Regions from separate parts of the Homo sapiens genome. Here region 2 is linked to region 1. A link is an interaction called in ENCODE POLR2A ChIA-PET data of the cell type or tissue named here. Cell type or tissue: MCF 10A. All regions are shown on one strand. Links, peaks and the distances in the headings refer to the core of each region. The heading gives the core; the rest is flanking DNA. Region 1 holds the start of PHRF1 (PHD and ring finger domains 1). Region 2 overlaps DEAF1 (DEAF1 transcription factor).

Region 1 (10,024 bases), core at 4,872-7,371:
AAACACAAAAAAAGAGAGAAGGCCGGGCGCGGTGGCTCATGCCTGTAATCCCAGCACTTTGGGAGGCCGAGGAGGGTGGATCACCTGAGATCAGGAGTTCGAGACCAGCCTGATCAACATGGAGAAACCCCGTCTCTACTAAAAATACAAAATTAGCCGGGCGTGGTGATGCATGCCCGTAATCCCAGCTACTCGGGAGGCTGAGACAGGAGAATCACTTGAACCTGGGAGGTGGAGGTTGAGGTGAGCCGAGATCGCGCCATTGCACTCCAGCCTGGGCAACAGAGCAAGACTCCGTCACAAAAAAAAAAAAAAAAAAAAGGCTGGGCGCGGTGGCTCACGCCTGTAATCCCAGCACTTTGGGAGGCCGAGGCAGGCGGATCACGAGGTCAGGAGATCGAGACCATCCTGGCTAACACAGCGAAACCCTGTCTCTACTAAAAATACAAAAAATTAGCCGGGCGAGGTGGCGGGCGCCTGTAGTCCCAGCTGCTCGGGAGGCTGAGGCAGGAGAATGGCGTGAACCCGGTGGGCGGAGCCTGCAGTGAGCAGAGATTGCACCACTGCACTCCAGTCTGGGCGACAGAGCAAAACTCTGTCTCAAAAAAAAAGGAGAGAAAGAGAAAAGAGACACAGACACAGAGGGAGGCCATAGGAAGCCATAGCCAAGGAACGCCTGGAGATGAAGCTGGGAGAAGAAGGACCTCCCCAGATCCTCAACAAGGAGGGTGGCCCTGCCAGCCTGGATCTCTGACTGCTGGCTTCCAGACTGAGAGAATGCCTTTCTGTTGTCTAAGGGCTCTGGTTTGTGGCCGTTTGATATGACAGCCCTGGGACACACAGACACCTGCCTTCCCTAGGTAGAGAATGCAGCCCTGCCTGTTCCCTCCCCCAGCTCTGAGAGTTTTGACTCCTTTGTTCTCTCCCCACCCACCTCCTCCAGCCACCCCTGCCCCTGCCTCCCCCAGGCATCCACCTGGCTCTGGGGCTCCCTGCTGCTGGGAGTGGGATGGGTCTCAGCAGGGGGCGATGACTGGGCTCATTGCCCACCAAGCCCTGTATGTGCACACGGACCTGATGGTGGGGTGGGGGGCAGGGGTGGGAAGGGGCTGGGCTAGGCCCTCCGGGATAAGCTGGCCTGGCGGGACAGAAGCAAGGGAGCTCCCAGCCCAGCTCCATCCTCCCGTGCACACCAGGAGCATGCACACCATGCTTGCGTCTGCAAGGGGCAGGGGCAGCACACGGCAGTGTCGACCAGGAATCTGGCCGGAGCCTCAGAGTACAGGTCTGTGTGAGGCTGTGTGGGCAGGATGCACATGTGTGCACACTGACACTAGCAGGTGATGGGGGTTGGGGGGTGACCCGTCAGTGTACGGGGGAGGTGACAGTACTGATGAGGGGGTTGTATACAGGAGGTGTCTGCCTGCTGGTGTGTGAGGCATCTATCCACGTGCGAGCAGGTAAGGAGTCATTTTATGTCAGGTGTGTGGGTAGCGGTGGGGGTGGGAGTCAGGAGGTATTGGTATGTGCCCCTGCTCTCATGCTCTCAAGTACCACCTATGCACAGTTTGGGCCTAGTTTGGCTCTGGGCAGCTGCCTGGAGATACTTCTCACACCTGAGCCTGAGTGCTGTCTGACATACCTGGGTTGGTTGTGCACTGACCAAGGATTATGCTCACTGAGGACGTCCTTCATGTCTCCATGTGGATGTCTGTGTTTATTTATTTTTTATTTTTTTGAGACGGAGTCTCGCTGTCGCCCAGGTTGGAGTGCAGTGGCGTGATCTCGGCACTGCAGGCTCCGCCCCCTGGGGGTTCACGCCATTCTCCTGCCTCAGCCTCCCGAGTAGCTGGGACTACAGGCGCCCGCCACCTCGCCCGGCTAATTTTTTGTATTTTTTTTTTTTAGTAGAGACAGTTAGCCAAGATGGTCTCGATCTCCTGACCTCGTGATCCGCCCGCCTCGGCCTCCCAAAGTGCTGGGATTACAGGCGTGAGCCACCGCACCTGGCGTTTATTTATTCATTTATTTATTTTTGAGACAGAGTCTCACTCTGTTGCCCAGGCTGGAGTGCAGTGGCGCGATCTTGGCTCACTGCAGCATCTGCCTCCCAGGTTCACGCCATTCTCCTGCCTCAGCCTCCCGAGTAGCTGGGACTACAGGCACGCGTAACCATGCCCAGGTAACTTTTGTAGTTTTAGTAGAGATGGGGTTTCACCGTGTTGGCCAGGTTGGTCTCCAACTCCTGACCTCAGGTAACCCTCCTGCCTCAGCCGAAAGTGCTGGATTACAGGTGTGAGCCACCATGCCCGGCTTTATTGTTTTTGAGACATGGTCTCACTCTGTCACCCAGGCTGCAGTGCAGTGGTGCCATCGCGGTTCACTGCAGCCTCAACCTCCTGGTCTCAAGCAATCCTCCCACCTCAGCCTCCCGAGTAGCTGGGACTACAGGTGTGCACTACCATGTCAGGCTAATTTTTTAAATTTTTTTGTAGAAAGGAAATCTCACCATGTTGCCCAGGTTGGAACTCCTGGGCTCAAGTGATCCTCCCGCTGTGGCCTGCCAAAGTGCTGGGATAACAGGGCAAGTGCCACCGTGCCTGGCCTGGGTGCATGTGTTTATTATGACAATTACCAGCAGCCCCCCAGGCATCCCGTCCTCCTTCCCAGGAGCCTCGGCGTGTCTGTGGATGCCCCTGCATCTAGTGTCCAGCAGGCAGGCACGTGGCACATGTAAAGGTAGGGGAGGTGCCTGGTGCAGGGCAGAGGGCGGTCCCGCAGCCCGCTGGCTGATCACACTGGACCCCACCTGAGGCGTACCTATCTCGTCCTCACAGTGACCTAAGAGGTAGGCCTGAGCACCCACATTCCTGTTTCACAGCCAAGGACACAGAGGCACACAGAGGTTGAGAAACAGACTGAAGTGCGTGAGTTCAGGTGGCTGGCCTGGGTGACTGCAGTGACACCCAGCCCCTCTGGCCCACCGAGAATAGATTGCTCCAGAGTCCTCCTCAGTCGTCGGCACCATCCACTCCTCCTTCCTGCAGGGGCATTTTCAGAACCCATAAGTGCCTGTTATTTCTCCCATTGCAAACAGAAAACTGTGGGCGAAAGATTACCTAGGTGCCGAAGCAAGAGACTGAAGGCACAAACTGTTTCAGTATAATAAAGAAAATAGAATAAGAATAGTCCTAATACGAATTAGATACAGAGATGATCATGGAAAATTATCAATCATTATTATAAATATTAGTCATTAGCTTTTAATATTACTCTTTGTGGCATTACTAATACAACCTAGGAATAACCGGCGGGTATAGGGTCAGGTGCTGAAGGGACGTTGTGAGAAGTGACCTAGAAGGCAAGAGGTGAGCCCTCTGTCACGCCAACATAAGGGCCGCTTGAGGGCTCCTTGGTCAAGCGGTAACGCCAGTGCCTGGGAAGGCACCCGTTACTTAGCCGACCGTGAAAGGGAGTCTCCTTTCCTTGGAGGAGTCAGGGAACACTCTGCTCCACCAGCTTCTTGTGGGAGGCTGGATATTCTCCAGGCCTGGCCTGCAGTCATCCGGAGGCCTAACCCCCTCCCTGTGGTGCTTGAATGATCACACTCCTTATCCACTTTCATGCTCCTCCCGTACTCCTGGCTCCTCTTTGAAGTTCGTAGTAGATAGCGGTAGAAGAAATAGTGAAAGTCTTAAAGTCTTTGATCGTTCTTCTAAGTGCAGAGAAGAAAATGCTGACATATGCTGCCTTCTCTCTTTGCTTCGGCTGCCTAAGAGGGAAGGGCCCCCTGTCCTATGATCACGTGACTTGCTTCACTTTATCACTTAGAAGATTCACCCTCCTTACCCTGCCCCCTTGTCTTGTATGCAATAAATATCAGCGCACCTAGGCGCTCAGGGCCACTACCGGTCTCCACGTCTTGATGGTAGTGGTCCCCCGGGGCCCAGCTGCTCTTTATCTCGTGTCTTTATTACAATCTCTGGTCTCTGCACACGGGGAGGACACCTGCTAAGCCCCCGTAGGGCTGGACCCTACAGAAAACCACACCCCTCTCTTGCCCTGCTCCTTAGTTACCTCCACCTTTACCTTCCCCTTTGCAGCAAATTGACCTGAAAGAGAAGTTGGTGTTCACAGCCCCTGCGTGCTCTCTGCTCACTCTCCAAACTCCAGCCCCTGGCCCCAGCGCCGCTGGCCCTCGGTGAGTCGCAGTGGCCCACCCTGCTGCACCCAGGCTCCCTCCCCCGCCTGTGTGTGCACGCCCTCTCTGGCTTCCAGAAGCCCCTCTCCTGGTTTGTCCTCCGGCCCCCACCCCTAGCACCCCCTGTGCCCCTTCCTAGTCTCCTTTGCAGATTCCAAACCTCTTCAAGTTGGAGTCCCAGAGTTCAGGCACTGGTCCCCAGTCACACCCCACATGCGATTCCCACATAGTTCTCTTCATCCAGTGCAGCCTCTGCCCACTGCATCTCCTCTGACACGTCCCATTCCCCCAAGGGCGCTAGATAAAGGGGCACCTGCGGACACACACGCTGAGGCTCCTGGGAAGGAGGACCGACCGCCTGTGTTCAGCTTAGAGCCCCCGACCTCCATCTGTCGCTGCTCCTCGGGGGCTGCTGGTAGTTGTCATAATAAACACAGACACCCACGATGAGACGTGAACACGCTCCTCAGTGAGCATTCTTGGGCAGTGCACAACCTCCCCAGCCATGCCAGCCCGCGCTCAGGCCTCCCCCGTCTTCCCCGTCTCTCCGGCGTCGGTTCTCAAGCTCGTCCTTCCCCGCCTCATTTCTCCAAAAGTCCGCAGCAAATCCTGGCAACTCCGCCTTCAGCATCTACCGGGAGCCGGCACTTCCCACACCTGCGCAGACCCACCCGGGCCCCAGCCCAGGCAGCCCCTGCACGGGGAGCCCGCGGGTCTCTGGCGCCCGCTCGGGACGCCTCCCCAGCGCTCCCCGCAGAGCGGCCAGGGGGTCTCGCGAGTCCGCGCCAGCTCGGGATCCCCGGAGCCTCCCCTGGTGCGCTGCAGCCACGCAGGCCTGCGTCCCGAGGCCCACACGGCTTCTGCGCGGCATCCTCAGGACGACCTGGAGCCAAATCCACACGGGACGGCACAGCAGCGTCCTGCCGAGCCCGCCTCGTCCGCCAGCGCGCACGATTCACCGCGCCTGCTGCGGGACGGGCGGACGCGGGGCTGGGCTGGAATAGCCGGCTCACGGAGGGCTCCGGCAGTGTTTGTTCAGAGGAGCGCGGCGCTGGTAGCAGGCGACGCCAGGACTCTTCTCCCCAGGTGCTCCCGCCGCGCGCGGGGCTAGGGAGGAGCTGCGGGCGGGGTTGCGGCGTGGGGGCGGGGCTGCGAGGGTGGGGGCGGGGCTGCGGAGCAGCGGGCGTGAGGCGGGGCTGCGAGGGAGGGGGCGGGGCCGTGGGCGGCCGTCCCGAGGCAGGGCGGGGCTGCAGACGTGGGGGCGGAGCTGCGGGCGCGAGGCGGGGCGGGGCTGCGGGGGTGGGGGCGGGGCTACGTGCGTGGGGGCGGGGTGGGGCTGCGGGCCCGAGGAGGGACGGGGCTGCGGGCGTGGGGGCGGAGCTGACGTACAGGAAGCAGCTCCCATTCGCTCTGGGCGGTGGGCGGAGATCCGGGCGGTACCAGCTGTCCCGGCCGCGGGGGGGACGGCCTGGACCAGCCCATGGTCGCGGGTTAAACAGTACGAGCTCTTCCAGGATATTGGTCTCCCCGGGCGGCAGTCCTGCATTAAAGAGTGTTTCCAAGGTGGAAGGGAGGCCGTTTGAACGCCTCGAGACCCCCGGCTGCAAGGAGTGGCACCTTCCTCACTTCAGTCATTTCTTTCCCGCTCTGGTCTCAGTGGTTCCAGTCAGCGAGCAGGACAGAGGAGCCCGGAAGAGGCGCCGTGCACTTCCGGGTCGAAGAGCGCACGGCGGCGGCAGAGGCGGCGGCGGCCGGGCCTAGGAGCGACTCTCGGTCGTGCAGCGGCGGCGAGCGCTCGCGAGCGGCTGCGGGACGCGAGGTTTCCGGGTAAGTGCGGCGGCCGCGCCGGCCCTGGGGGCCCTGCTCCTCCGGGCCGCGGGCCGCCTGTGGGCGCCACGCGCTTTGTCTGCGGCCTGCACCGCGGGGCGAGGCCTGCGCCGCGCTGGCCGCGGGCCGGGAGGGCGGGCGGGCGCGCGCGCGCTGGGAGGCCCCGCCGAGACTGGGAGGCCCCGCCGAGACTGGGAGGCCCCGCCGAGACTGGGAGGCCCCGCCGAGACTGGGAGGCCCCGCCGAGACTGGGAGGCCCCGCCGAGACTGGGAGGCCCCGCCGAGACTGGGAGGCCCCGCCGAGACTGGGAGGCCCCGCCGAGACTGGGAGGCCCGTGGCCTGCGGGCGGACGTCCTGGGCTTGCGAGGACGCGGCGAGAGCCCACTCGCCTCGCTCTGTGGCACCCACGCCCATGCCCCCTGCGAGTCCGCCCTGCCGCGTTTGGGAGAGAGCTGTGACTTCGTTGCCTTGTGTCCGGCCCCTGTGCATGGTTGCCGTCGTGGGCTTCTGGCCTTGTCTGCATGTCCACAGGCCTGTGTGGCTGGCGGTTTTCCTATTCCTTAACTCTTGCAGTCCTCACAAGAGCCTCTCAGGTGTAGGTATTGTTCCCGTTTTACAGAGGAGGGGATTGGAGCCCAGAAAGGCTAAGTAACTGGCCAGCGCCGGCAGCCGGGGATCCGCGCCAGCCCCGACTCCTACCATGCTCCTTTTGACGGGGCTTGTGTTGCCCCTTCTTCGGAGTTTATGTGCTTTACTTGTTTCGACAACAGCAGAACAGCAGTCAGCTGGGTGAACCACGTTCTGGCCAGTGGTCAATGGACAGGCTCTGAGGCCGAGCTGAGGTTTGACTTCGGGTTTGGCATAGTTGATCTCTCTCCTGGACCATCCGGTTTTCTTTCTTATTGGAAGAATGTTAAGTCAGAGTGCTAGTGGATGGATGGCACCTCAGCATCATGGCCATGACAAGCCTGGCCTTGGCCCTCAGCAGGGCTGTGTTTATCTCAGGCCCGCGGAGACCTTTGTGCGTGCCTGACTTTTTGACTTCCATTGCAGTTGACAATTTTGAGTTCTCCTAGCTGATACAGCAGATGGTGAATACAAGAATAAAAGTCGGCCTGAGTTGAGGTGTTGGACTTGGCTGCAGGCTTGTTCAGTGCCTGGGATGGGCACTCAGGTGCCGAGACTGGCGTGGAACGGGGTTGCAGGCACCCCGGACACCAGAGGCCCTTTTCATTCCTTAGTAACAGTTGGGACTGCCAATGCATTGGTTCCCCTGAATTTGAAAAGAGAGAGAAATAGCCTTTCCAGTTTTTTGTTTTCCTCTTTAATCCCCCAAATCTGGAGGCTAAGCAGGAGAGTCACAGTGGTTCCTCCACCCCAGAGCTCTGCTAGCCCAGCCAAAGGTGGCCAGCAGCTGGGAAGGGCTGTGGTCTTTTCTGCAGAAATGGCTTCCTGGCCTGTGGCCTGGGACATGGCAGAGGTGGGTATGGGGAAGGGAAGATTTGTTGGAGTTGGGGCTGCTGGTGCAACCAGGAGGTCCTAAGCTAGGGGCTCCCATTAACCCAGCATCCTAACTACAGGTCCTGGTGGTCCCAAACAGGTCTTGTGCCTGGTGCTTGTGCCAGAGGGTACCTGCGGAGGCTTCCTGGGTTATTTTGTGTTCTCTGGCAAAATAGCCCCTGGTTACTTTTGTGTGATATCGAGGAAGGATGTTGTTCAGCCTCACGTAACCTGAACGTTCCTGCTGCTGTGGTGGAGGAGTGTAAGAGGCCCGTGGAGTCTTCCCTCACCAGCTGTGGTAAAGTTCAAAGGCCTCAGGACTTAGCCCCACAGGTGCATGGACTCGCAAAGTTCAGCCTCATTCCTGAGCTGGTATTTCTGGCCAGCTCCTATGTGCCAAACCCCACACGGCCTCACTGATCTCTTCTGGCAGCCCTGGGGCAAGCCCTGCCATTGCCTGTCGCCCCACCTAACCCTTGGAGGTGGTCCCCAATCTCAGTGCATCAAGGGAGAGGCCAGGAGCTGTTTGTTCACATACTATGGCTCACTGCAGCCTCGAACTCCTGAGCTGAAGTGATCTTTGCACCTCAGACTCCCGAGCAGCTGGGACTACAGGCGGTTTCCACCACACCTACCTGGTTTTTAACGGTTTTGCCATGTTGCCCAGGCTGGTCTCATAACTTGCAGGCTCAAGTGATCTGCCTGCCTCAGCCTCCCAAAGTGCTGGGATTACAAGCATGAGCCACCACGCCCGGCTGATTCACATTTTTTTTTTTGAGACTGAGTCTCACTCTGTCGCCCAGTGGCATGTAGTGGCGCGATCTCAGCTCACTGCAACCTCCGCCTGCCAGGTTCAAGCAATTCTCCTCCGGAGTAGCTGGGACTACAGGTGCACGCCGCCATGCCCGGCTCATTTTTTCTATTTTAGTAGAGATGGGGTTTCACTGTGTTGCCTAGGCTGGTCTTGAACTACGGAGCTCAGGCCGTCTGCCCACCTTGGTCTCCCAAAGTGCTAGGATGACAGGCGTGAGCCACTGCACCTGGCTACCAATTCACATTTTTTACTTTCTATGTGAAATTCATCATCAAATGAGGATTTGCACTCGGGACAGTTGGACCCTGGGACTCCCCCAGCCCTGCTCCTCCCCCCAGCCCTGCTCCTCCCCCCAGCCCTGCTCTGTTATCTCTTAGGTGGTCTCTTTGAAGTGTTCCTTGGTAGATTCATGTGAGAGAGTCTGCCTCCCTCTTTCAGATATGTTTCTCCAGGGCAGGGACTGCATTCGCCTTGTGCTGCACAAAGTAGGAGCAGGGTAGGTGTTGGAGCAGGCGTCCTGGAAGATGTGGGGTCTGTTGTCAGGGTGGTCACAGCTATTGCCAGGGAGTTAAGGTCCTCTTATCTGAGAGCTGTGGTCACTGCTAGGTCTCAGTGCATGCTGTGGGAGAGGGGTCACCCTCCTGGATGGGCCGTGGCCCTCGTGTGTCTCTCAGAGCCAGTGTCTCTAGGATTCAGGTGCGGGACGAGCAGGGCGTCTCTGCGGAGTTGCTGGGTCCACCAAGCACCAGGGGTGCAGACTGCCTTGAGCGGGGATCATGACCAGGTGTTTTCACCTTAGGGTGGCAGGTAGAAGAAAGGTTAATTACTAATTTGGCAAAACTACTTCTACAATCGCTGTTTCCAGGCAGTAGTAAGATTTGGCAGTTGACAGTTGGATGGAGTTGACATTCTTCACTGTTTTATAAGGCATCATCTTAGAATCTAGGGTTTTGCACTGTCTTGTCAGATGGGAAGTGAGGCCGTCCTGGTTTCTGAGCCCCGTTAGGGTTTGTTGTCCAGGGGTTTCCAGACAGCAGTGGCGCTGACAGCCACTTTCCCCCGTTGCTGTGGTACATGTGCAGCCCACAGTGGTGGTGGGAGCTGAGCTCCAATGCAAGGAGGCCCTGAACTCGAGGGCAGCTCTGGCCCCCTACTTCCTGGCCTCTTGTGCGATGCGCTTTCCTCTGATCATGGATGGAGGTTGGACTTGGTGGGAAACAGAGTGCTGCAGGGCCGGCTTCACTGCCTCGCTGGATTCCTGACTCACTCTCCTAGGACAGGCCTTTCCTCCGAGAGTCGCCTGGGAAACAAGGTCAATAGCACTGATGAGAAATGAACCACGTGCACGTATCTCCTTTCTTATCTGGGACCAAAGTTTGAGGCCCTGGTGTGGAAGGAGGAGCGTGTCCAACTAGATTTCCCAAGGCTTTGTACGGGATCCTGTGTGGTTTCACAGTGACCTTGCAGAGTGGGAAGGGCAGGGGTCCCGGCTGACGGGTCAGGGCCTTGAGCAAGTGGTCTTGGGAGCCGAGGGGTGGGCCTGGCCTCTGTGCCTTCTGCCTCCTCAGCTCTGGGTACCACTGGGGACTCAGCAGCACCCTGGTGGATGGGGTTGGGGTGCGGTCAGAGGAGCCTCCAGGCATCCCAACAGTGGCCAGCCTTGGCAGGGAGAGCACCCTAC
Region 2 (11,424 bases), core at 4,282-6,781, 95 kb after region 1:
GGTGACGTAGCAGGGAGATGGAGCCAGGAAGGCTTCTCCTGGAGGCAGCCCCAGGCCACCAGACATGGGCGGCCACACCGTGGTAGCAGGCTGCAGTCACCCTGGCCAGAGCTGACAAAGTGGCTGGAAAATGAGGGGAGAAACCCTAGAAAGGAGCAAGCACAGAGAGAGGACACTCCCATCCAGCACATAAACGCTCCCCACGTCCTTGTTTGACCCTGAGCTGATGACACAGCATGTGGGGAAGACTCAGCAGAAATGGACGGCTGAAGACCGAGAACACTGAGCAGAGACTGCGGCTGCTGCTCACCACCTGAAAGTCTGGAGTTTGAACCTTCACAAGTTAGAGGCTTAAAAACACCACGGACTTCCCAGGAACATCCAGAAAACCACAGCTTCGCAGATCCAAGACTAAGGATGTGTCAGGCAGAAGAAAAAGCCAGACAGACCTGCCCTAACAGCATCAACACTGATCCTCTTCAGGGTGATCCATAAGAATTCAGCCTGCGAGAACAAAGCCCAACACTCTTCAGGGGAAGACAACAGAATCCAACAAAATTCAGAGTCTCTACCATATAAACTCTACCATATAAACAGTATATAAACTAAAATTCCAACACACAATCAGGAAGTACTGGACGTGTGAAGAAGGGATAACAGGATCCATGATGAAGGGAAAAAGTAGCCAAAAGAAGCAGATCCTGAGGCTGGGCACGGTGGCTCACACCTGTAATCCCAGGCGGGCAGATCACGAGGTTAGGAGATTGTGAACATCCTGGCTAACATGGTGAAACCTCCTCTCTACCAAAAATACAGAAAATTAGCCAGGAGTGGTGGCATGCACCTGTAGTCCCAGCTACTCGGGAGGCTGAGGCAGGAGAATCACTTGAACCCGGGAGGCAGAGGTTGCAGTGAGCTGAGATCGTGCCACTGCACTCCAACCCTGGGCGACAGAGCAAGACTCCGTCTCAAAACAAAACAAAACAACAAAGTATTAGCCAGGTGTGGTGGTGCACACTTGTAGTCCCATCTACTTGGAAGGCTGAGGCAAGAGATCGCTTGAACCTGGGAGGTAGAGCTTGCAGTGAGCTGAGATCGTGTCACTGCACTCTAGCCTGGAGAGCAAGACTCTGTCTCCAAAAAAAAAAAAAAAAAAAAAAAAGAAAAAAAGAAATAGTTATAGCCAGGAGCAGTGGTTCATGCTGGTAATCCCAGTACTTTAGGAGGCCAAGGAAGGTGGGTTGCTTGAGTCCAGGAGTTCAAGACCAGCCTGAGAAACATAGTGAAACCCCATCTATACAAAACAAACAAAAAAATAGCTGGGCATGGTGGTACACATGTGTAGTCCCAGCTACTCAGAAGGCTGAGGTAAGAGGATCGCTTGAGCCAAGGAGTTTGCGGCCAGCCTGGGCATCATGGTGAAACCCCAGCTAAAAATTGGCCGGGAGTAGTGGCCAGTGCCGGTAGTCCTAGCTACTCTGGAGGCTAAGGGAAGATCACCTGAGCCCAGGAACTCAAGGCTGCATTGAGATGTGACCACAACACTGCTTCTTAGCCTCGGTGACAGACAGTGACCCTGTCTCAAAAAAGAAAGAAAAAAGAAGGAAGGAAGGGAGGGATGGAGGGAGGGAGGGAGGAAGGAAGGAAGGAAGGAGAGAGGGAGGGAGGGAGGGAAGGAGGGAAGGAGGAAAAGAGGAAAGGAAGGAAGGAAGGAAGGAAGGCAGGTAGGCAGGCTGGCCAGAAGATGATGGAAAGACATCTTTAAACTGGTGAATGATAAAAAGTGACAACCCAGGTAGGTCATGCCTATAATCCCAGCACTTTGGGAGGCCGAGGCAGGTGAATCACCTGAGGTCGGTCAGGTGTTCAAGACCGGTCTGGCCAACATGGCAAAACCCTGTCTCTAATAAAAAAATACAAAAAATTAGCTGGGCATGGTGGTGTGTGCCTGTAATTCCAGCTACTCAGGAGGCTGAGGCAGGAGAATCGCTTGAACCAGGGAGTCGGAGGTTGCAGCGAACCGAGATGGCATCACTGCACTCCAGCCTGGTGACAGAGTGAGACTTTGTCTCAAAAAATAATAAATAAATAAATAGGCCGGCGTGTTAGCTCATGCCTGTAATCCCAGCACTTTGGGAGGCCCAGGCGGGTGGATCACTTGAGCCCAGGAGTTCAACACCAGCCTGAGCAACATGGCGAAACCCCGTCTCTACCAAAAATACAAAAATTAGCTGGGTGTGGTGGCGCACGCCGATAGTCCCAGCTACTCAGGAGGCTGAGGCAGGAGAATTGCTTAAACCTGGGAAATGGAGGTTGCAGTGAGCGGAGATTGTGCCACTGCACTCCAGCCTGGAAAACAAGAGCGAGACTCTGTCTCAAAAAAATATATATATGTAAGTGACAACCCAGAATTCCATGTCACTCAAAAACGTCCCTCAAAAATAAAGGTGAAAGAGGGACATTACAGACAAAAACAGAGAATTCATGGCCAACAGACCTATATGAAAAGAAAAGCTGAAAGTACATCTTTAGGTTGAAGAAAAACAAGATTTGGACCACACTATGAACCACCTTGACCTAATGACATTACAGAAAACGAAAACCAATGACTGAATAAAACTCTTTTCAAGTGTATATGCAATATTCACCACGAAAAGTATATACATGATCATAAAACACATCTTTTTGTTTTTTTGAGACAGGGTCTCATTCTGTTGCCCAGGCTGGAGCACAGTGGCGTGATCACAGCTCGCTGCAACCTCTACCCCTGGGCTCCAGTGATCCGGCTAATGAAGGAAACATTTTGGCCGGGCACAGTGGTTCATGCCTGTAATCCCAGCACTTTGGGAAGCTGAGGTGGGTGGATGGCTTGAGCTCAGGAGTTTGAGATCAGCCTGGCAACACAGTGAGACCCTCTCTCTATGAAAAATACAAAAATTAGCCAAGCATGGTGGCACATGCCCATAGTCCCAGCTACTTGGGGGGCTGAGGCAAGAGGATTGCTTGAGCCTGGGAACTTGAGGCTGCAGTGAGCCGAGGTCACACCTCTGTACTCCAGCCTGGGTGACAAAGTGAAACCCTTTAAAAAAAAAGTTTTTTGTTTTTTTTTAGACAGAGTCTCGCTCTGTAGCCCAGGCTGGACTGCAGTGGTGCAATCTCGGCTCACTGCAAGCTCTGCCTCCTGGATTCATGCCATTCTCCTGCCTCAGCCTCCTGAGCAGCTGGGACTATAGGTGCCTGCCACCATGCCTGGCTAATGTTTTGTATTTTTAGTAGAGACGGGGTTTTACTGTGTTAGCCAGGATGGTCTCGACCTCCTGACCTTGTGATCTGCCCGCCTCGGCCTCCCAAACTGCTGGGATTACAGGCGTAAGCCACTGCACCCGACCCTTTTTTTTTTTTTTTTTTTTGTACAGACAGGGTCTCACAATGTCCAGGCTTGTCTCAAACTCCTGGCCTCAAGACCTTGGCCTCCCAAAGTGCTGGGATTACAGGTGTGAGTCACCATGCCTGGCCGAAATAAATCGTAATCAATTTAAAAGAACTGAAATCAGAGTATATTTTCTAAGCATATTGGAGTTGAATTAGAAATCAGTTGTGGTAGGAAATCTAGAAAATCAACTGGGTGCAGTACCTCACACCTGTCATCTCAGCACTTTGGGAGGCCGAGGTGGGCAGATCACCTGAGGTCAGGAGCTCAAGACCAGCCTGACCTAAATGGTGAAACCCTGTCTCTACTGAAAATACAAAATTAGCTGGGCGTGGTGGCGCATGCCTGTAATCTCAGCTACTTGAGAGGCTGAAGCAGGAGACTCTCTTGAACCTGGGAGGTGGAGGTTATGGCGAGCCGAGATTGTGCCATTGGATTCCAGCCTGGGCAACAAGAGCGAAACTTGTCTCAAAAAAAAAAGAGGCCAGGTGCGGTGGCTCATGCCTGTAATCCCAGCACTTTGGGAGGCTGAGGCAGGAGGATCACCTGAGGTCAGGAGTTCAAGACCAGCCTGACAAACATGGTGAAACCTCGTCTCTACTTAAAACACAAAAATTAGCTGGGCATGGTGGCATGTGCCTGTAATCCCAGCTATTCGGGAGGCTGAGGCAGGAGAATCACTTAAACCTGGGAGGCGAAGGCTACAGTGAGCCGAGATTGCATCAGTGTACTCCAGCCTGGGTGACAGTGTGAGACTGTCTCAAAAAAAAAAAAAAAAAAAAAAAAAGAAACCCCATCTTTACAAAAAATACAAAAATTAGCCAGGCATGGTGGCGCAAGGCTGCAGTGAACCAAGATCATGCCACTGCACTCCAGCCTGAGTGACAGAGTGAGATGCTGCCTCAAAAGAGAAAAGAAAAAAAAAAAAATGAGAGCAGTGACTGTCCATGGGGCAGGGGACCGATGGAAGGGGACATGAGTGGTGCTTCTGCAGGGATTGAAATGGTCTCATGACCAGGTTCATGCATTCATCAAAACTCACTACATTTTATGGTGGAGATTGAGGCACTTTGCTGTACATACAGTTTACCTCAATTACCAAAAAAGACCAAAAGGACACACAGTAAGTGTTCACGGTCATTATCTTTGGGTGCAGGGTTATAGATTTTTTTGCCTTTAAACTTTCTTTTCCTCTATAAATTTCAGCATTAAGTAGCTGTTTGTTTGGAAGTATACTTTTTTTTTTTTTTTTTTAAAGTATTTTTTTGGCCAGGTGCGGTGGCTCACACCTGTAATCCCAACACTTTGGGAGGCCAAGGCAAGTAGATCACTTGAGGCCTGGAGTTTAAGACCAGCCTCGCCAACATGGCGAAACCTCTTCTCTCCTAAAATACCAAAAAATAGCTGGGCGTGGTTGCACATACCTGTAATCCCAGCTATCTGGGAAGCTGAGGCACAAGAATCGCTTGAACCTGGGAGATGGAGGCTGCAGTGAGCCGAGATCACACCACTGCACTCTAGCCTGGGTGACACAGCAAGACCATCTCAAAATATATATATATCTTTTTCTTTATTTTTTTCCTTTTTAATTTCTTTTTTCTTTTTGTTTTTGTTTTTTTTTTTTTTTTTTGAGACGAGGTCTCACTCTGTTGCCCAGGCTGGAGTACAGTGGTGTGATCACGGCTCACTGCAACATCAACCTCCTAGGCTCAAGCAATCCTCACGTTTCAGCCTCTTGACTGGCATGTCACCACACCTGGCTAATGTTTTTTTTTTTTTTTGAGACAGAGTCTCACTTTGTCACCCAGGCTGGAGTGCAGTGGCGCGATCTCGGCTCACTGCAATCTCCACCTCCCGGGTTCACGCCATTCTCCTGCCTCAGCCTCCCAAGGAGCTGGGACTACAGGCGCCCGCCACCACGCCCGGCTAATTTTTTGTATTTTTAGTAGAGATGGGGTTTCACCATGTTAGCCAGGATGGTCTCGATCTCCTGACCTCGTGATCCGCCCGCCTCGGCCTCCCAAAGTGCTGGGATTACAGGCGTGAGCCACCGCGCCTGGACTTTTTGTTTTTTGAGACAGAGTCTTGCTCTGTCGCCAGACTGGAGTGCAGTGGCCCGATCTCAGCTCACTGCAACCTCTGCCTCCTGGGTTCAAGTGAGTCTCCTGCCTCAGCCTCCTAAGTAGCTGAGACTACAGGTGCCCACCACCACACCCAGCTAATTTTTATATTTTTTTGTAGAGACGGGGTTTCACCATGTTGTCCAAGCTGGTCTCAAACTCCTGGGCTCAAAAGATCCTCCCACCTCAGCCTCTCAAAGCACTGAGATTACAAGTGTGATCCACTGTGCCCAGTGAAAAAGTATTTTAAAATTATCTTTGTCTTCAGGAGTAGAAACACTTTTCTTCCTTGAAAGAAAATTAATGCTGGGTCCAGTGGCTCACGCCTGTAATCTCAGCACTTTGGGAGGCTGAGGCAGGAGGATCTCTTGAGCCCAGGAGTTTGAGACCACCTTGGGCAACACGGCAAGACCCAGTCTCTACAAAAAATAAAAAATAAAAAAATAAATTAGGCAAGCGTGGTGGCATGCACCCGTATTTCCAGGAGTTTGAGCCTACAATGAGCCATGAGCCTAGGCAACAGAGTGAGACCTTACCTCTTAAAAAAAAAAAAAAAAAAAAAAAGAAACACAAAAAACACTAATCACATATTGATCAGTCATTTAAAAAATTAAGAATCTAAAAAGCTCTTCTGCTCGCCTGTCACCATTAAGACATGCCTTTCCTCCCGCTTTGCCATCTGCCATGATGGTGAGACCTCCCCAGCCATGTGGAGCTGCAGTGTCACTGTCATTACCTCAATAGTCATTGAGTGGTGTTGCTGGTGTTTGGAGCTGTGGCATACCTAATGACCATGCATTCCTCCTATGGAAGGCTTCTGGACAATCACCACTACAGGTCCTGGGGAAACTACACAAACCCCTAACATAGAATACGGCCTGGGATGAGAATCACTGTTTGTTATGTGCTTGTCTGGTAGAATCCGTAACAAACCCCTAACATCGAATACGACCTGGGTTGAGAATCACTGTTCATTATGTGCTTGTCTAGTAGAATCCGTAACAAACCCCTAACATCGAATACGACCTGGGTTGAGAATCACCGTTCATTATGTGCTTGTCTAGTAGAATCCGTAACAAACCCCTAACATTGAATACGGCCTGGGTTGAGAATCACCGTTCATTATGTGCTTGTCTAGTAGAATCCGTAACAAACCCCTAACATTGAATACGGCCTGGGATGATAATCACTGTTCGTTATGTGCTTGTCTAGTAGAATCTATAACAAGTACCTGATGTGCACTGAATGACAGAAAAATTTAAAAATTAAAAAATAAATAGGCCGGGCAAGGTGGCTCATGCCTGTAATCCCAGCACTTTGGGAGACTGAGGTGGGTGAATCACCTGAGGTCAGGGGTTCAAGACCAGCCTGGCTAACATAGTGAAACCCCGTCTCTACTAAAAATACAAAAAATCAGCCAGGTGTGGTAGCACATGCCTGTAATCCCAGCTATTCCGGAGGCTGAGGCAGGAGAATCACTTGAACCCGGGAGGAGGAAGCTGCAGTGAGCTGAGATTGTGCCATTGCACTCCAGCCTGAGCGACACAGCAAGACTCCGTCTCAAAAAAAAAAATTTTTTTTAAATAGATAAATAAATAAATACGTATAATCCCAGCACTTTAAGACGCTCAGGCGGGTAGATCACTTGAGGTCAGGAGTTTAAGACCAGCCTGGCCAACATGGTGAAACCCTGTCTGTACTAAAAATACAAAAATTAGCCAGGCATGGCAGCAGGCGCCTGTAGTCCCAGCTACTTGGGAGGCTGAGGCAGGATAATTGCTTGATCCCAGGAAGTGGAGGTTGCAGTTAGCCAAGATCGTGCCACTGCACTCCAGCCTGGGTGATGGAGCGAGACTCCGTCTCAAAAAATAAAATAAAGTAAAATAAAGCAGCAGCTGAAAAAAAAATAATGATAATAAAATAAATACATAAATAAAAAGTTCTTCTATAAAAAGTAGAAGCTGGGCATGGTGGCTCACATCTGCAATCCCAGTACTTTAAGAGGCTGAGGCGGGTGGATCACCTGAGCTCAGGAGTGTGAGATCAGCCTGGGCAACATGGTAAAACCCCGTCTCTACCAAAAATACAGAAAATTAGCCAGGTGTGGTGGTGGGTGCCTGTAGTCCCAGCTACTTGGGAGGCTGAGGCACAAGAATCGCTGGAGCCCGGGAGGCAAAGGTTGCAGTGAGCCGAGATTGTGCCACTGCATTCTAGCCTGGGCGACAGAGTGACAGCCTGTTCCACAAATAAAAATAAAAATAGAAAGTAGAAAAGAAATGGGGGAAAACGTTTCTTACATAGATTTGGTGGGAAAAATATGAATTTGACTTTTGTTTACAAACCAAAGTCCACGTTACCGTACCCGAAAAAGCAGCTACAACAAAATCCATCCCTGTCCTTTCCTGTGGCCTTCAGAGCTCCCCATCTGTGCTGAGCAGACAGGCGCCCTCCTCTCTCACCTTCTCGTCCCCGTGCCCTGTGACACACGGTACCTGTCTGCTGGGTTTGGGCTATGAGAAGTAGCTGAGAAACCTCCACCCTCTCTCCAGTTTACTCTGGCTCTAGTAATTTCTATCTACCCTATTCATGTCACCCACCTGAACCTTTATATTACCTCAAAGTCTTCAATCTAAGTAAAGGGTTCATATGAAGTAGAGACTCCATATGAAAAGAGGCCGAAGGGGCCTAAGTGACCTTTTGCTTGTGCTGCAGTAATAGGAAGCTACAGAAAACATGGGCACTACGCCCTGTGAGCCTCCCACCATGCACAGGAGCCGCCTTCTGAAGAACGTGCCAGAAGCTGGGAGGGCTTTGTGACAGCAGATGGACGGAGCTCGGCTCCCAGGAAGGGGCTCAGCATTCGCCCTGCCAGTCGCTGATACTCAGAGACTCAATAGATGATGTTCTCCAAACTTCATAAAATATAAGCACATTTCACTACAGGAAGACAAAGGATGAATAATGCCTAGAAAAGGTGAGTATTCACAACGGCCGATGCGCACAAAATTGTTTCCCTTTCTGAAACAAAGCAACCTTATTTACAAAAACCAAAACCACCTTAACAACAATAGCTGTCACTTTTCTTTAGGAAAAGCTTCATTTGTAAATGACTCTCCACAGCTCCCTTTTCCAGAAAGGTGGGGCAGGGGCCTTGTGAGCCAAGGTGGGGCTTGCGCAGCTGGGCACAGGCACCAGGGTGGCCTGGGGTTACTCGGCACAGGTCGTGTCTTCCCATTTGTTCCAAGGTTACCTCCTTCCGCTCTGCGTCAGCGTGGATCTTGGCCTGGTTTGTGGCAGCTTCTCGGTAGGTGCTGGCATGCTTGGCTTGCTCAAACAGCGTCTTCAGCTGCTGCGCTGTGTTGAGCAAGGAGTTGACCATCTCTTCTAGGTACAGCCAGCTCCGCGGCTCTGACAGCTCCAGCCCATTGACCAACGCGGGAGGTGCCGCTTTGGTGGGAGTCGGGGGTGGGACCGCCAGCGCAGGCAGGGATGTCAACACTAGAGCATTTGGAAAGCAAAACAAACCAAGAAATTAATACATCTCCTAGCTTCAAAATGGCCTCCGTTAAAAATTCTCAGCCGGGCGCGGTGGCTCACGCCTGTAATCCCAGCACTTTGGGAGGCCAAGGCAGGCGGATCATGAGGTCAGGAGATCGAGACCATCCTGGCTAACAGTGAAACCCCGCGTTTCACTGTGTTTAAAAAAATACAAAAAAATACAAAAAATTGGCTAAAAAAAATACAAAAAATTAGCTGGACGTGGTGGTAGACGCCTGTAGTCCCAGCTACCTCGGGAGGCTGAGGCAGGAGAAAGGTGTGAAGCCGGGAGGCAGAGCTTGCAGTGAACAGAGATGGCACCACTGCACTCCAGCCTGGGCAACAGAGTGAGACTCCATCTCAAAAAAATAAACAAATAAAATTTAAAAATAAAAAATAAATAAAAATTCTCATCACCCGGTGCAGTGGCTCATGCCTGTAATCCCTGCACTTTGGGAGACTGAGGTGGGAGGATCACTTGAGCTCAGGAGTTCAAGACCAGCCTGGGCAACATAGCAGGACCTTGCCTCTACAAAACAGAAATCAAAAACAAAGAACTAGATGGGCATGGTGACATTCACCTGTGATCCCAGCTACTCAGGAAGCTGAGGCGGGAGGATGGTTTGAGCCCAGGTGGTCGAGGCTACAGTGAGCCATGACTGCGCCACCGTCCTTCGGCCTTGGTGACTTAATGAGACCCTGTCTCAAAAAGAAAAGAGGCCAGGCACAGTGGCTCACACCTGTAATCCCAGCACTTTGGGAGGCCGAGGCGGGCAGATCCCTTGAGGTCAGGAGTTCGAGGCTAGCCTGGTCAACATGGTGAAACCCCATTTCTACCAAAAAATACAAAAATTAGCTAGGCGTGGAAGCGTCTATAATCCCAGCTACCTGGGAGGCTGAGGCATGAGAATCATTTGAACCTGGGAGGCAGAAGTTGTGGTGAGCCGAGATGGTGCCAGTGGACTCAAGCCTGGGTGACAGAGTGAGACTCCATCTCAAAAAAGAAAAGAAAAGAAAACTCTCACGCAATGTTGGGAAGTCGGGTAAAAAACTGACCAGCAAACAACAAATCACTGCCTGACATCCCCCCAGCACCTGACACCCCCCAGCACCTGACATCCCCCAGCACGCAGCCTGACATCCCCCGGCACCCGACATCCCCCGGGGCACCTGGCACCCCCCGGCACCCGACACCCCCCAGCACCCGACACCCCCCAGCACCCGACAACCCCCAGCATCCGACACCCCCCAGCACCCGACATCCCCCCCAGCACCTGACACCCCCCAGCATCTGACATCCCCCAGCACCCGACACCCCCAGCACCTGACATCCCCCCAGCATCTGACATCCCCAAGCACCTGACATCCCCCAGCACTCAGCCTGACATCCCCCAGCACCCGATACCCCCAGCACCTGACATCCCCCCAGCACCTGACATCCCCCAGCACGCAGCCTGACATCCCCCCAGCACCCGACACCCCCAGCACCCGACATCCCCCCAGCACCCGACATCCCCCCAGCACCTGACATCCCCGAGCACTCAGCCTGACATCCCCCCAGCAGGCAACACAGGCAGGAGGATGTCCCATCCCTTCCTGCTCCACCCACCCAGCTCCATGTTGTACAACTCATCTGAATGCGGCTGCTGGACCCTGAAATGTTCGCAGAATCAGCGCCGTGGACAATGACCAGGGGAGGGAAGTGGCTAAATCAGAGTCTCGCTGTGTCGCCCAGGCTGGAGGGCGGTGGCATCATCTTGGCTCACTGCCCTCCCGGGTTCAAGTGATTCGCCTGCCTCAGCCTCCCGAGTAGCTGGGATTACAGGCATCTGCCACCAGGCCTGGCTAATTTTGTATTTTTAGTAGAGATGGGGTTTCTCCACGTTGGTCAGGCTGGTCTCGGACTCCTGACCTCAGGTGATCCACCCGCCTCGGCCTCCCAAAGCGCTGGGATTACCGGCGTGAGCCACCACGCCCAGCGGGGTTTCTTACAATTGGAGAAGAAAGTTACAAAGGAACTAGCACAAACCCTGAGGTTCTGCACTGGAACTAGAGACACTGGGGCAAACTCATGGTTTTCAACACACACAGATTTGGAGCACAAACACGCACACGTGCACATGAGAACATTTCTGACTTCTGCCCACCAAGGGCACCTGGGGACAGAGATCCAGGAGCCACATGCACACCTTGTACCAGGGGCAAGCGGTCGATGCGAACCCCAGCCCTCCTGGAGAAAAAGCTCTGATTTCAAGCATTTGCTGATTTCTTGGTATAAATACTTCACCAACACCCACCCCACACTTTTTTTTTTTTTCCAGTTAATAGAGATGGGGT

What was found. Peaks named below come from ENCODE experiments on the same cell type or tissue, not always from the same donor. Only the 100,000 strongest peaks of a DNase experiment are listed, where the experiment ranks them.
Region 2: POLR2A ChIA-PET joins it to region 1 with 6 read pairs; 4 of 35 experiments call an interaction of 5 or more read pairs at or near these places.

The regions. Positions count from the first base shown.
Region 1 is chr11:570,565-580,588 of GRCh38, forward strand. PHRF1 (PHD and ring finger domains 1) reads left to right here and starts at 5,906. Exons shown (of 18, transcript NM_001286581.2): 1 at 5,906-6,028. It overlaps LOC124902805 (translation initiation factor IF-2-like), which reads left to right and starts at 1,030. Exons shown (of 4, transcript XM_047428004.1): 1 at 1,030-1,080; 2 at 4,174-4,201; 3 at 4,653-5,287; 4 at 5,859-6,032. The coding sequence starts at 1,030. The coding sequence ends at 6,032. LOC143666 (a long non-coding RNA gene) reads right to left here and starts at 5,321. Exons shown (of 1, transcript NR_026967.1): 1 at 3,244-5,321. In MCF 10A, for the core only: no CTCF peak of the experiment used is centred there; DNase peaks (open chromatin) are centred at 5,327, 5,627 and 5,857.
Region 2 is chr11:665,736-677,159 of GRCh38, forward strand. It overlaps DEAF1 (DEAF1 transcription factor), which reads right to left. Exons shown (of 12, transcript NM_021008.4): 10 at 8,801-9,048. Among named protein-coding and RNA genes, the nearest start is that of DEAF1, 24 kb to the right of the region's middle. RefSeq lists enhancers at 8,182-9,381, 10,944-11,424. In MCF 10A, for the core only: no CTCF peak of the experiment used is centred there; no DNase peak of the experiment used is centred there.